2 separate regions of the Homo sapiens genome follow, and region 2 is linked to region 1. Evidence: chromatin contacts called from ENCODE Hi-C or POLR2A ChIA-PET data. All regions are on one chromosome and are shown on one strand. The core of a region is the stretch at or near the end of the contact, and the rest is flanking DNA. Distances in the headings are between cores, read along the strand shown.

What was found. A loop is a pair of places that touch in the nucleus more often than their neighbours do. ChIA-PET counts read pairs that join two places held with the same protein, here RNA polymerase II (POLR2A). Pooled maps may share reads with other maps.
Region 2: a loop to region 1 is called in a map of dorsolateral prefrontal cortex, with 2.8 times the contacts of the local background. The contact joins the enhancer-like site here to the promoter of GAREM1 in region 1. A Hi-C loop is called at or near these places in 13 of 168 maps with a recorded cell type or tissue (K562, MCF 10A, Right ventricle myocardium superior and 8 more) and 12 of 50 pooled maps. POLR2A ChIA-PET finds 5 or more read pairs at or near these places in 2 of 52 experiments (HEK293T and PC-9).

The regions. Positions count from the first base shown.
Region 1 is chr18:32,466,772-32,472,852 of GRCh38, reverse strand. It overlaps GAREM1 (GRB2 associated regulator of MAPK1 subtype 1), which reads left to right and starts at 1,971. Exons shown (of 6, transcript NM_001242409.2): 1 at 1,971-2,545. The coding sequence starts at 2,425. RefSeq lists a silencer at 1,697-2,216.
Region 2 is chr18:32,331,054-32,338,028 of GRCh38, reverse strand. The region is part of intron 2 of GAREM1 (GRB2 associated regulator of MAPK1 subtype 1); the gene reads left to right. Among named protein-coding and RNA genes, the nearest start is that of GAREM1, 140 kb to the left of the region's middle. RefSeq lists an enhancer at 5,636-6,136. Within about 2 kb of position 4,113, at least 4 of the 41 ENCODE cell types and tissues checked have a DNase peak (open chromatin) inside an H3K27ac peak, as active enhancers do; they include dorsolateral prefrontal cortex, where a contact is called at or near this core.

The DNA of each region.
Region 1 (6,081 bases), core at 722-3,221:
GCCTACCATATAAGGGTTTAGGATCTACTTACAGGTTGAAAGACCCTTGACCCTGCCCAATCTTAGATGTTTCCTATGTCATTTTTGGATTCTGAGCTTTATTTCCAGAAGTGATTAATTATTCAGAAAAAGAAATTAGCTGGCACTTAAATCTTTAAAGTTTTGAAACTTTTTTTTTTCAGACAGAGTTTCGCTCTTGTTGCCCAGGCCAGCGTGCAATGGCACGATCTCGGCTCACTGCAACCTCCGCCTCCCGGGTTCAAGCGATTCTCCTGCCTCAGCCTCCTGAGTAGCTGGGATTACAGGCACCTGCCCCCACGCCCGGCTAACTTTCTGTATTTTTAGTAGAGACGGGAGACGGGGTTTCACCACGTTGGCCAAGCTGGTCTCAAACTCCTGACCTCAGGTGATCCGCCCGCCTCGGCCTCCCAAAGTGCTGGGATTACAGGCGTGAGCCACCGCGCCCGGCCGAAACACTCTATGTGAGCAATTCTTAGAACTTTATGGACTTCTGATTCTGCATACACTCTATAGTAAAATACTTCCCACTTTTTTCCAAGACTTTTTCAAAAAATCAATGTGAATGACCCAAAGGTCAAAACTTTCAGATGAATTTTGTGAAAATTATCGCTAATGCTTCAAAGTGAGAGGATCAGGAAGGTGGGTGTAGAAGAATCTGTGTTTTTCTTCAAATGTTAATGGAGTGGTTTATTAGCACAGACCTTTTAAGCCAGGCCACGAAAAGGCAGCGGGATGTTTTCAAGTCCCCTTGGGCTGGCGAAGCGGGTACTTGCTGTACCTTATCAAGCACTGAACATTGAATACGTGTTGAAAACAGAGCAGATACGCAACCTTAGCAACCACTCACCTCTGCTATTTTAACAAAATGTTAAGCAAGCGAAAGAAAGAGAAAGAAAGACAGAAAGAAAGAAAGCAGATTAGCATACAAGGCAGGACATGCCACCTTTATATTCTGAGCTCTGTCCACAGTGAGCAGGCCGTGTCAAACATCGGGAGAGACAGAGAATGATTGATCATGCAAAGCAAACTGTAGGTTTGAATCCCAGCACGGCCATCTACGAGTTATAAAATCTTGCCAAACTACCTAATGTCTTGGTACATATACCTAGAAAACGAGAATGATCCCAACCTTTAAGATGAGAAGAGAACTGAATGGGAAAAGCGGGTGAGAACAGCTGACCCCAGCAGCCTCCCAGTAACCTAGTTTTCCCTTCCCATCTCCGTGTCTACGGTGTTTGGTGGCCTCATCAACTCCCGTCGCCTCCAGCAGCTCGTTCACTCAGTGAAGGTCCTAGACCGAATGGCCACCTTCCTGTATGTGGGTACTCATCACCCACCACCTTTCCGCTTTTCGGTGCTTTGCCCTTTTTATCTTATCTAGTAGCCAAAGCTGAGACTGTTGGGAGTCATTTCCAGCTCCGATGGTAGAGGAGTAGGGTTGAGGGGAAACGCCAAGGCGTGCTCCACGCCTGCCGTCCGCAGCCCCGTTGGGCTGTGGTACTCTTCTGACCAAAGTCTGGGTCACCGGGAAGCAAGAGGGAGCGCCACTAAAGGTATCTTTTGTGCCTTGTATTTAGCCACCGCATTGCCAGGATGGGAGTGGAGGCGGACGGTGCCCGACACCACGACTCAGGGAGCGATACCTGAGCTCGCTCGGCAATTCCCGGGCTCCGGGGACGGGCCTGGGCGGGGAAGGAGCCGGGGCGCGCAGCAGCACCCGGCGAGACTGCAGGGCGCCCGAGTGGTCGGACGGGGGAGCGAGAGCTAAAGCTTGCGGAGCGCGCCGAGCCGCGGGCGCTGGCGGCCCCGGCCGGGGAGCTGACGCGAGCCTGCCGGGCCGCGGGAGCTGCGGGAGGCGGAGGCCGAGCTGGGGGCGGAGCGGGCGGCGCCTGGGAGGCGGAGGCGGTGTCTCCCAGAGCTGCGCAGGCGTTGCTCGCACCTTGTTGATTAGTCAGTGCTGGGAGCGCTGCTATGGCGTTTCTCAGACCCGCGGCTCCTCCTCACACGCTCGAGGCGGAGGGAAGGAGGGGTAAGAGGAGGAGGAGGCGAGCGGGCGGCCGCCGCAGCTGCAGACCCAGGGCCAGAGGAGGAGGCGGAGCGGGAGCCGCCGCAGCCACCCGGGCCGCCGCCGCCGCCCGCAGCCGCGCGGCTGCTCTGAGTCTTCTCCGGGCGTGAGGGCACGCGGGGCGCCCCAGCCATGCCCCGCAGCGGCAGCTGAGCCGGGCGCCGGCCCCCTCCCTCCGGGCCGCCCCAGTCGCCGCGCCCCCCCGGCTGCCCGCGGCCGGAGCTGCCCGGCGCCTCCCGCGCGCCCCAGACCGCGAGCGCGAGCAGCGGCGGCCGCCGAGGCGCGGGTGGTGCCGGTGGCGGCGGCGGGGGAGCGCGGGACAGGAGGCTTCGGGGAAGATGGACCCGGCGCCCTCGCTGGGCTGCAGCCTCAAGGATGTGAAGTGGAGCTCGGTGGCCGTGCCGCTCGACCTCCTGGTCAGCACTTACCGGCTGCCCCAGATCGCGCGCCTGGACAACGGTGAGTCCCAGCTGGGGCGCGGGGCAGACGGGCGAGGACAGCCGTCTCCACGCGGGTGTGCGCGCGTGTGCTGGAGAGGGTGGGACCCGCGGGGAGTGGGCTGCCCGCCCCTGAGCGCCGGAGTTGGCCCGAGCGGCTGCCGCAGCCCTGGCGCGTTGCTCTCAACTCCCCCCAGCAGCAGACAAGGAGGTGGAAATCAGAGTCCTTGCAGTATAATTAAAAAGGACGCCCTAAAAAAAAAGTCAACATAGGGAGACCTCTGCAGATCGTAATCTTGGACGCCAGATATCCCTCCCCACCCTCCTGCAAGAATTACTCAACCAGGGAAACCCTGAAGAGTTATCTTAGGCAACTTTCTTGAGAATATCATTGTGCTCCGGGTGGCATCTTAATTTGGGTGCTCTCCTCCCTATCTCCCCCATCCCCCGCCAAACAGATTTAAAGGAAAAGCTCCTGGGTGACCATTGAAAAGGATCACATTTCTCAGAGACCTTGTATTACAGCTTGTCTGTTTTGTTTAACCCAACTGAAAGTAATTTGGGGCTGTGTGTAGAAAATGTTTTCAGCAGAAGTGATGGCATGCTTAAGGTTAACTATTAGGTTTAGCGCATTTCCAGTCTGGAAAAAAAAATAAGTCTCCAAAACGTATTGATTCGGAACCTGAGCTCAGAACTAAGAAGGGTGTATTTCCTGAAACTGACCACCAGAAACCCACCCAACTCCTTCCTCCAACTGTTTATTCTGCGGTGTGACAGCTGCAAACACATAGTTGCGCATACTGTCAAGCAAGTAGACACCTTTCAGTTGGAGAGTGATGACACGTAAGGTGGCAATTTAGGTGTGTTTGGTCTTCTCTTGTTTTCATCATAACTTCAGTGGGCTTTGGCGTCATGCGATTTTAGACTGTTTGCAGAAAGAAGCCTGCCCTGCTGTGGGGCAGCTGTGGAAGTACACGGGCCCAGGCTGGCAGGCAGGCAGAGCTGTGACTACACAGGCCAGGTCAGAAGAACACTAAGCAGAAAGATGTCATTTCGAGTCACAGGCACTAGGGTTACTCCTTGTTTCCTGGGGTAGAAGAGTGGGTAACGTGAGATGTATACATACACAAAGGAGTTTTTATTCTGTTTCTTATCTGTGGGGTTTGATTAGACATTTGTATATCTGATGTGAAAAATAGATGCAGGAAAGTTCGTGAAGGCTGGAAAACAATCTTGGCTTGCTTGCTATCCTCGTTTGATTGTTGGTAGTAGTAGGGTGCATTGGGAATAAGCTGGAAGTTTTAAAACTAGTAATGAAGTGCAGATCACAGTAGCTGTTGAAGCGGTGGGGTGGGGGCGGGGGGGGGGGACGCACAGGTGGTGTGTTGAGGCGTTTCTGCTTCGAGTGGGGGTGGGAAAATGTTGTGTGCTTTAAATAGCATCTGCAGACCTGAACTGGTGTGTGTGTTTGTATTCACAGCGTTTCATTTCCTCCTCCAAAATTGTGTATATTGGCAGATTGTGAGTCCTTACCTTTTCCTACCTTCTCTCATCTCTGCACACTGCCACATTTGCTAGCTAGGCAGAGAGCATTGCTGCATGTGGTGTAAAAGCCACTCAAAAGCTTCATTAAACTGAAAGTTTAAAGGGGTGGAATATCTCACTTTCCGACATGACTTTCAGTTTTATTTCCCACTTTTCTATCCCTGCCATTCATAAAAAGGATCTGAATCAGCAGTGTACTCATCCCACACTTCTTTCTAAAATGAGGACGTGGGTAGCAAGTCTTAACACTGTGTCCTTTCAAGCTGTGGAATGGATTTTGATCACTATATGTAATTCCAATTCTTCATTGTAAATTTCTCTTATTTCCTTATTGCCGCTTGAGAATCATAGTGGCACATACAAATTTGGAATCATTGCCAGATACTGCTTTATACCTTGCTTCTTTCACTTAACAATCCCATCTCATTTAAATATTTTTGTCAACATGATTTTTAATAGCTGCCAAAGAGTCCATGGGCTAAGCTATGCCAAGTAATTTCATCCCCTATTGTGGACATTATTAAGCTGTATTATTTTGTGCTATTAAAAATTGTGATGTAATGAATACTGTTGTACATACATCTGGGAGTTTTTTGGTTAGAATGTATTTCTACTTTGCTGAACAAGCATGTCAGTCCTATTAAAATCCTTGATACACATTGTCAAATTGCTTTAGAGACTAAAGGAAATCCTCGTTTACACCAACGTGAGCATTGTGATAGTATCAGTCTGCCCACATCCTGAAAATATTAAGTATTTACCAAAAAATTCTCTTCTAATTTGATTGGGGAAAGTGTTGTTATAGCAGTTTAATTTGGGTAGACTTTAAAAGAGTCAATCATAGATTCTTTGCATGTTTTTAAACATGTTTCACACAGTTTAGGACAGGTTGAGGACATGCTGGTATATTTATAAATGTTATAGGTGAAATCTTAAGTTTTGTGTTGTCCTCATCCTGTGTTTGCCTTTTCCCCAGTTTTAGTACTGCAGGTACATTTTACATCTGCACACGCCCACCCTATACTTAGACATGAAAGATAGTCATTTTTCAAATCACTTGTTTTTAAAGAGACTAGAACAAAATTGAAAAACATGCCACTAGTTGACATTATGCCAAGAGGAAATGATTGGCTAATTTTAAATAATTTTTAAAGAACATTAAAAAATCTAATTTCACAACTATTGATTATCAGAAGCCTACTATGGGCTGGTACATTTCTAGATGCATAATATGTATTGTCTCAAATCCTCAGCAACACAATTTTTAAGAACTTCAGGAACCTAAGATTCAGAAAAATTGACTTGCCTGAAGACTCGTACCTAGTAAATGGTGGAGTGGAATTTCCAGCCAACCTTCTGACTCTGAAGACTGACCTCTTATCTCAAACTGGGCTACCTCCTGGTACTAAAGGAGAGAAGGGTTGAAGTTGTTCTGACATCTGCTCTAAATAGGTTCACTGTCTCTCTGAGAGCTTGAGGACTGGAAAGTCAATATTTTAAAAACAGTGTAGACACCAAATTAAGTGCTGGCCTCATCCATCATACATACAACTTTCTGCTTGCCAAAGGAGTGGCTGAAAAGAGGCAAGAGGCAGTGGGGAAGAAGAGGTTACAGAACAGGAGAAAAAAAACATTGGGGTTTGAGGGCCTAGTAACGTAGATGTGTCTGTTGAGATGACTCTTCAGGACATTTGCCATCCTTAGAATGAATATTCACTACACAATATATAAAGAACTCTCCAATTCTTTGCATTATACATGCCACTCCTGAAGTGCCAGGTAGATAGATGTGTTCAATATTACATCCTTGATGGTGAAATTTGCCTTTGTATGATAAGATAAATACAAAATAATTGAGCCTTTATAAATGTTGCCCCACAAGTTTTTCTGGAGAACCCAGAGAAAGGTACTCTAGCAATTCTCCTTGGGAGATTTGATGAGATGTATCTCATCAGCTGAGGTCTAAGCCCAGTCAGCAGTGCAATTAAGATCAGATATTTAAACTGATTGATC
Region 2 (6,975 bases), core at 2,864-5,363, 140 kb after region 1:
CCCCATGCCTTTGAGAGGGTGTTTTCACAGTCATTGAGTCTGTCGGGTTTGGGTCTTGTGGTATGCCTCCTTCCAGTTTGTTTGGTTAGTTAGCGAATGTGTTTTGCATTCAACCAAGGAAGTTCAAAATACTGTCTCTGAGAGAGCCGGTTAAGGTAGAAATGCTGTCCAAGTTACGAGTGGCAGACTGGCTGAGTTCTCCGGGCGATGATTGAGAAAACCACCCACTAATTTTAGGCTGGAAGAGCTTGCAGCACAAATTGAGTTTTGAGTAGAAAACAAGGTCTTACTGAGATATCCTATAGCCATTGGAAACACCTTCTGGCTCCTTAGCTCTTGGCCACTGTGAAAGTTCGTATCACTTACTCATTGTCATATCAAATGTGGTAAAGATCTTAGTTTTGAATATTCTGCATTCTGCCTAAGATCATTTAGATCTCAAAGGTAATGGCAGCAGAGCTTGTCCTTCTTTCCTATGACTAATGCAGATGGGAAGCCGTAAGCCTCAGGCAGCAGTCTCACTTTTAAGTGGATAAGCCGGGTAATAGCGCACAGAATTACCGAGTTATCAGTTTCAAGCTTGTGGGCCATATACTAAATCGTAGTGTCCTAAAATGTGTATTCACTCACCCCACTTACGTACATATTGTAACTTTTCAAAGAATTGTCCTGGCTTCATCAGATAGTTTCATCTGCTTTGTTTTGCCAGGATGACGTTTAAGTGTGTGGCCAAAGCTCCAATTGGTCTTTCACAAGAAAATTGCATATGGCTCTGTTAGTCCCAATTCTGGCACCATTTCAAACCTTCTGGAGCCATAACCAGGCCATTAAAAAGTAAATATTTTCCAGGAATTGATTTCCCAATGTATTTGTGCCTTGAATATACAGGTGCCCATGTCTAATTCTGTATGGTTTTGAATATCTCCCTAGAGTCTCTCATTGGGTTTTCACAACAAATCTGCAGTTGGTAGAAGAGCTGATGTTATAAAATAAGCAAAAACAGAGGAATGGCATTTACTTAAGGACCCCTAGACTGTATAGTTTTAGCAGTCACCATTTTCTGTCACCTACTTTGAGCCAGGAATTGTGCTGTTTTACAGACAGCCACTAATATTATTTAATCCTCGTAACAACCTGTGAAGTCAGGAAGGTAAGTTTCAGGGTAGTTTTAAGTTTTCAAGTAGTTTTAGTTTTACCGAAGGGCTGGTAAGTGGAGCCCATCTGGTCTAAGGCCCATGCTTGTTCCGATTCAAGCTGCACTTCATTTCAGGTTGATACTGTTAAGTTCAGTGGCTGTTTATGATCCATATTTAACTTTTCATCCATCAGAGTGTTTGAGTGGGGAATAAATAGGTCAGAACTGATGTAGATTTAACTTTTGTTGGTGCCCAGCCTCGCTATATGCAGACTTCAATAATTGTATAAATCCCTGTATTTACATTTTTATGACAATTGAGATGTTTCAATCCAGAAGAAAGTACAGCATGAGGGAATTAAGATGTTTAAATTTGGTAAGTACTTATAGAGCACCAGTATTTGCTGGGCACTGTGATTGCTGCTTTCATATATACTGTATGATTTTTTTTTTTTTTTTTTTTTGAGACGGAGTCTCGCTCTGTTGCCCAGGCTGGAGTGCAGTGGCGCGATCTTCGCTCACTGCAAGCTCCACCTCCCGGGTTCACGCCATTCTCCTGCCTCAGCATCCCGAGTAGCTGGGACCACAGGCACCCACCACCACGGCCGGCTAATTTTTTGTATTTTTAGTAGAGATAGGGTTTCACCGTTTTAGCCAGGATGGTCTCGATCTCCTGACCTCATGATCCGCCCGTCTCGGCCTCCCAAAGTGCTAGGATTACAGGTGTGAGCCACCGTGCCCGGCCTACTGTATGGTTTTTATAACATCCCGGCAGGCCTTAATTATTGTTTGTTTACAGATAACGAAACCGATCCTCAAAAAAGAATACATTACTTGGGGAAGGGCACACAGCTAATAATAAATAGAGCTGGACACAAACTAGCGTCTTTGAACCTCATGCCCATTACTCTTTCTGGTAGTGTCAGCGTTCGCTGCTTACAGTGCACTCCGTTGCTCCCATGGTCACTCTGCTCTTCCACAGCCCACCATCAGCCCAACCCATTGCTTGCCATTTGCATCCCTCACTTGTGAACTTCAGATCAATTAAGCATCAACCCAGAAAGCATTTCCTGAATTGCAACTAGAATTGTCTACAGGAAATCATGCATCTAAAGAAGGTATTATATTATGCAGTCATTAGCATCTTGTTTAGAAACCTGTGCTTTTCAGAATTAATTTCACAGAAAGCAGTGGAGTTATCTATCAAGCATTTCTGAGAAATAAATACAAGAGATGGATACATGTAGTTCAAATCAGGACAACTCATTAAATCTGCAGTGGGTATTGAAGGAGTCCTGAGGTAATTGAACATAGTAATTGCATTGCTCTGTCCAAAGGGTTTCACTGACACCTGTTTTGTTTGTGTTTTGCTGGAGCCCATAATTGCAGAAATATTCTCCCATGGTGATTAGCTCCCAGTTCAAAATGGACTGTTTCATTAAAGGTAACTCCATAATGAGACCAGTAAGGACCCAAGCTGTGTCCTTTAACGAGAGTAATTCCCTCTTCACTTGCAGCTTGACCATGTGCACACAGAACCGTGTGAGTCAAAGCCTCCAACTTAAGGCCTGTTTGAACTGCAAGAAAAGAGGAGGGTGAATTACATTGCCTTTAAGGTCTGTTCCAGCGTTAGCATTCTATGATTCTTTGGAATATTCGCCAAATAGAAGTTCAAAAATTGATTCAGCTTTCACACTGAGAGAGAAGAATGCCCACAATTGAATAAAAGATTAGAGGCTGTAGAGAGGAAATCGTTGCCTTGAGTGAGTTCTTTTATTGGAAATCAGCCTTGGACTACTGGACAGGAAATTAAGTTCTTGCCTGGGTCATTAATCATTGTGCCGATTTGAAAATTGGCAGTGGGGGAAGGTGGCTATATTTGAGGAGGAAGGAAGGAGTGGGCGGAAAGAGCGGTCCTCAAAGCTCCCAGTCTGAGTGGGCATTCGCCAGCAAAGAGAGGGTAGTATCAGCCACCTCCTTCTGGCAGAGGTGTCTAGATATTTTTGTCAACTCTCCTGAGGGTGCCCACATATCTCGTACCCAAACCTGTTTCCCACTTCTACCAAGAAGAGGGAAATGGAATCATGGGATTTTCACTGGGTAAGGGCAGAGAAGTGATCTATCGGAGGTTGTATTTCTGTGTTTAGCTCAAGAGAGGTAGACAAAATTAGGATATCCTTAATTTTTGTCAAAGTTAACATTGACAAGAAACCTTTAAAACCAGCAAAAACACAGGGAATAGGTTATGCCGTGTCAGGACTGCCTGTGCCCCTCAAAAGTACACCATCTTTTACTATCTCCTGTTCCTCCGCTTCCATGTGGAACCCCACTCGGGGGAAATATCTTTTGCTGCATAAAGCCGGAGCCTCCCTCTGCATCTGTTCCTTGGACTAGAAAAATATTAAGACCCTCCTGGCTTTCGCTTGTCCATCCTCCCCCCACTCCCTGTGACTGTTTAAGAGTATTTGCACTTTCCTATTTTTCCTGTAAGGTGAGAAGTTTTGGTAAATAAAAACTTGGCAGCAGGTTTTATTTCCACAAAAATAACAATCTTGACATCTCGGGGTGTCGTGTGTTTTAAAGCTGTTGCCGGTAGAATCTAAATATACCTCTGGGCTTTCTCGTCGCACATCCGAACTGCCTGGAAAATGTGCCCCCCTCGGGGTGTGATTAAGTCTTCTATAAAGCTCTCTCTTCTCCTATAGATTTTTCTGATGGGAAAGTGGCTAAGTTAGATTGGGAATTGAAGTATCTGGCTGGGTTACAGTTTGTGTGGGTTTCTGCTCTTTCTCTCTCTCGGGACACCAGCTTCTTTCCGACTGCAATGTCACAATGTTCCTAACTGCTCAGTGCACAATATGGTCTCAGCATCCCTGACAGATCCTGCCCTGAATCATCCTCCGGAGCCATCTAGGGGCTGGCCTGTGTGGTTGTGGCTTTCCTGCTTAGGTGGAACAAATAGACTTCTCTCTTCACTCTGCGGACCGCACACCGGCCTGTGTAGCGACCTGAGTCTTGACTCCATGCTGGACACAGCTGCTCCTGCTCCCATTGTTGACACCAATGATAAGCACCTAGAGGTTATTTCCAAAACTGAGGAGGAAAAAAAATACCAAATGCAATCAGGTTGAGCGTCATTGTCAGCCCAGGAAGAGCATTCAGAGCAGCTAATGTTGTAGAGGATGAGATCTATTGCCATGGAGCCACCTCTTCACAGGAAATCACACAGCCTTGCAGCATTGGAGGCTCCTTTGAATTAAAAAGAGTGGGTGAGGTTTCCACTTTATTGGAGTTTGTATACTGGCTCAGGAAGTTATACAAACTACTCAAGAACTCCTGTAGTTCTGACTTGGAATACTGGATTGCAGCAGTGCCTACAAGGGGCCTCAATCTTCTCTTTTGGCACTTGCCCTTGAAACTTGGCTTCTGACATAACAGCTTCTCACCATCAGACCCATGGTCTTTCCCTTGTCTGCTCCTTGGCCCTCTGTAGCCCCAGACACTAGTGAGAACTCTCCTTGGGACTCCTCTTCCCACTCTCCCTAACATTCCATTCTCCCAGCTTTCTGTCTGCTGTTCATTTTCTCTTTTTTTGGTCCATCCACTATGTTGACGTGAAGATTCAGTGCCTGTTCCCCCTCCCCCTCTCCACTCCCCTTCCTTGTCTCTCTTCCACCTCCTCCTCCTCCTCTATCCCTCTTCTTCCCTCCTCTTAATGTCTCTCTCTTTCTTTTCCCTCTCATCATCTCCACAGAAAACCTAACCCTCCTGGCTTCCCTGTCATCTCCTGTAGGTCTCACTATTTAATCAACTCCCATTCCAAAGTTCAGCAGCCTACTGAATACATTTCTACTTTTTTATTTTATCATCATCTCAGCCTCAGCTTCTCTAAAGAAAAAAAAAAAATTCTCCCCTAACGGCACCCTCCTCTCCTCTCCTGTGTCTATTTTTGTCATTGTCATTTCAATCCATGTCCTAGGCCACTATATTGGCCACTGATACTCTCTCTCTGTCATGCCATCGTTTTCAGGAAAGAGTCCACACAGGCTTCTGGGGCACAGACAGGAGGGACCAGCTTTAAGAGCTTAGAAACAACAGGTTCCATCTCTGAAGCCTCAAGTGCCAAGCACTGCACTGAACTCTTCTCTAGGTTTACTACGTTTAATCCCGACAGTGTCCCGTCAGATGGTGTGGTAGGAGACACAGCAGGGACAGTGTGGTGGGCTTGGTGATAGGCAGGGAGGCTGAAGGAGAGTGGGACTCAGCTACTGAAGTGCTGAGAGCAGAGGACTGATAGGATTGAACTGCTGCCTCCACAGCCCTCCTTGTCCAGCTGCCACGCTGCACTTACAGTTCCTCAGGTAGAAGGAAGGCCACACCAGTGCCAAATGCCCCTACCAATGACAGCTTCTGCATGCCACCCTTCCGTAGCACTTAACTGCTGTGTCAATTAAATCTTAGCTGCAAAACTGGTTGTAGAAAGTGTATATCTCCAACCCCCCCATGTGAGCATGGGGGCTGGGCTGCGTCTCTGGTGTGTTACATGGCGTGCCTCTGTGCAGTAAACACCGCATCCACTGAGCGAATGAACACCAGCATTCAGGACCTCAGACCCAAGCTGCTCAGAGCACAATGCGCTCTTCCCGGCCCCGCCATTACTCTCTTAAAACCTGGTAGGCAAAGACTACACTAAGCCATGTATTTCTCACTCCTCTGAGCAGAGCCAAAACTGTATCCCAAAGGAAGGCACACCAGAAAGTCTTAGCACTCCAAAAAGGGAGGATAAAAGAGGAAGAGGACGCAAGTCCCCAACCACAAATGCCCCAAGTGAGTTGCCTCTGTCAAGCATCCTAGATGATACTCTCTTCACCCTTCCTGTACGAAAGGACACAGTCAGTTCTGTGATGTCTACAAGGGAGGAGGGAAAAGACCAATGCCTTTTCCCGTCCCCTGGGTCACCAGCCCTGTCAGTCTGTCCCTGCCGTGCGTCCTTCCCACCCATGGCTCTGCCTGCGCCCAGATGTTGTCACCACTCGCAGTGTTTCTCTCCTCACTCTTTCCCCTTCACCTTCTTTTAATGACCCAAAGCCCAACCCACCCCCAGACCTCTCTCATATCCCAGTTTCTTCTCTGTTCTAACAATACAATTGTGACCTGTCCCTCCTCTTATTATTTAGGCCAGGAGTTCTCAAAGGGGAACCTTGTCACCTGGGAACTTGTTATAGATGCGTTCTTGATCCCCATCCGACACCTTCTGAATCAGACACGGTGAGGCCCAGCAATCTGTTTTCACGGTCTTCTGGGTGATTTTGAGGTATACTAGTGCTTGAAAACTACTAGTGTATGTGACTGCTGTAGAACTGTACTATGTGTTGCCTTATTTTCTTATGTCATATACAGGATTAATATTTTGCTTCCACACTGAGATAGTAAGTCCACTATTTTGCCCACATATGTGTTTTTACATAGTGTTAACATTTAACAGTTTAATATACATTTGGATAAATCGCTGAAAGCTATTTTAGTAGTTTTTACCTCCTTCCATATGGCTAATAATTTCATCTTGATCTGCTTAGGAATTCATAGTATATGTAGAGAAATGTTAAACTCTTCACAGCCTCTGACACCAGTTGTGAGGTTCCCATTAGTAGGGAGTACAGTTTAAGAAAGGGTATAACTCCAAACCCATTTTTTGTCGGGTTTTTAAGTATGAGGGAGAAATGTTTTTGAAATTTTAAACTGTTGCTACCCACCAAAGGAATAATAATAGAATATAATAGAATTAAAGAGGGAAAAAAACCTATAATTATCTATGATGTCAGTTTTCTAGAAATGATCAG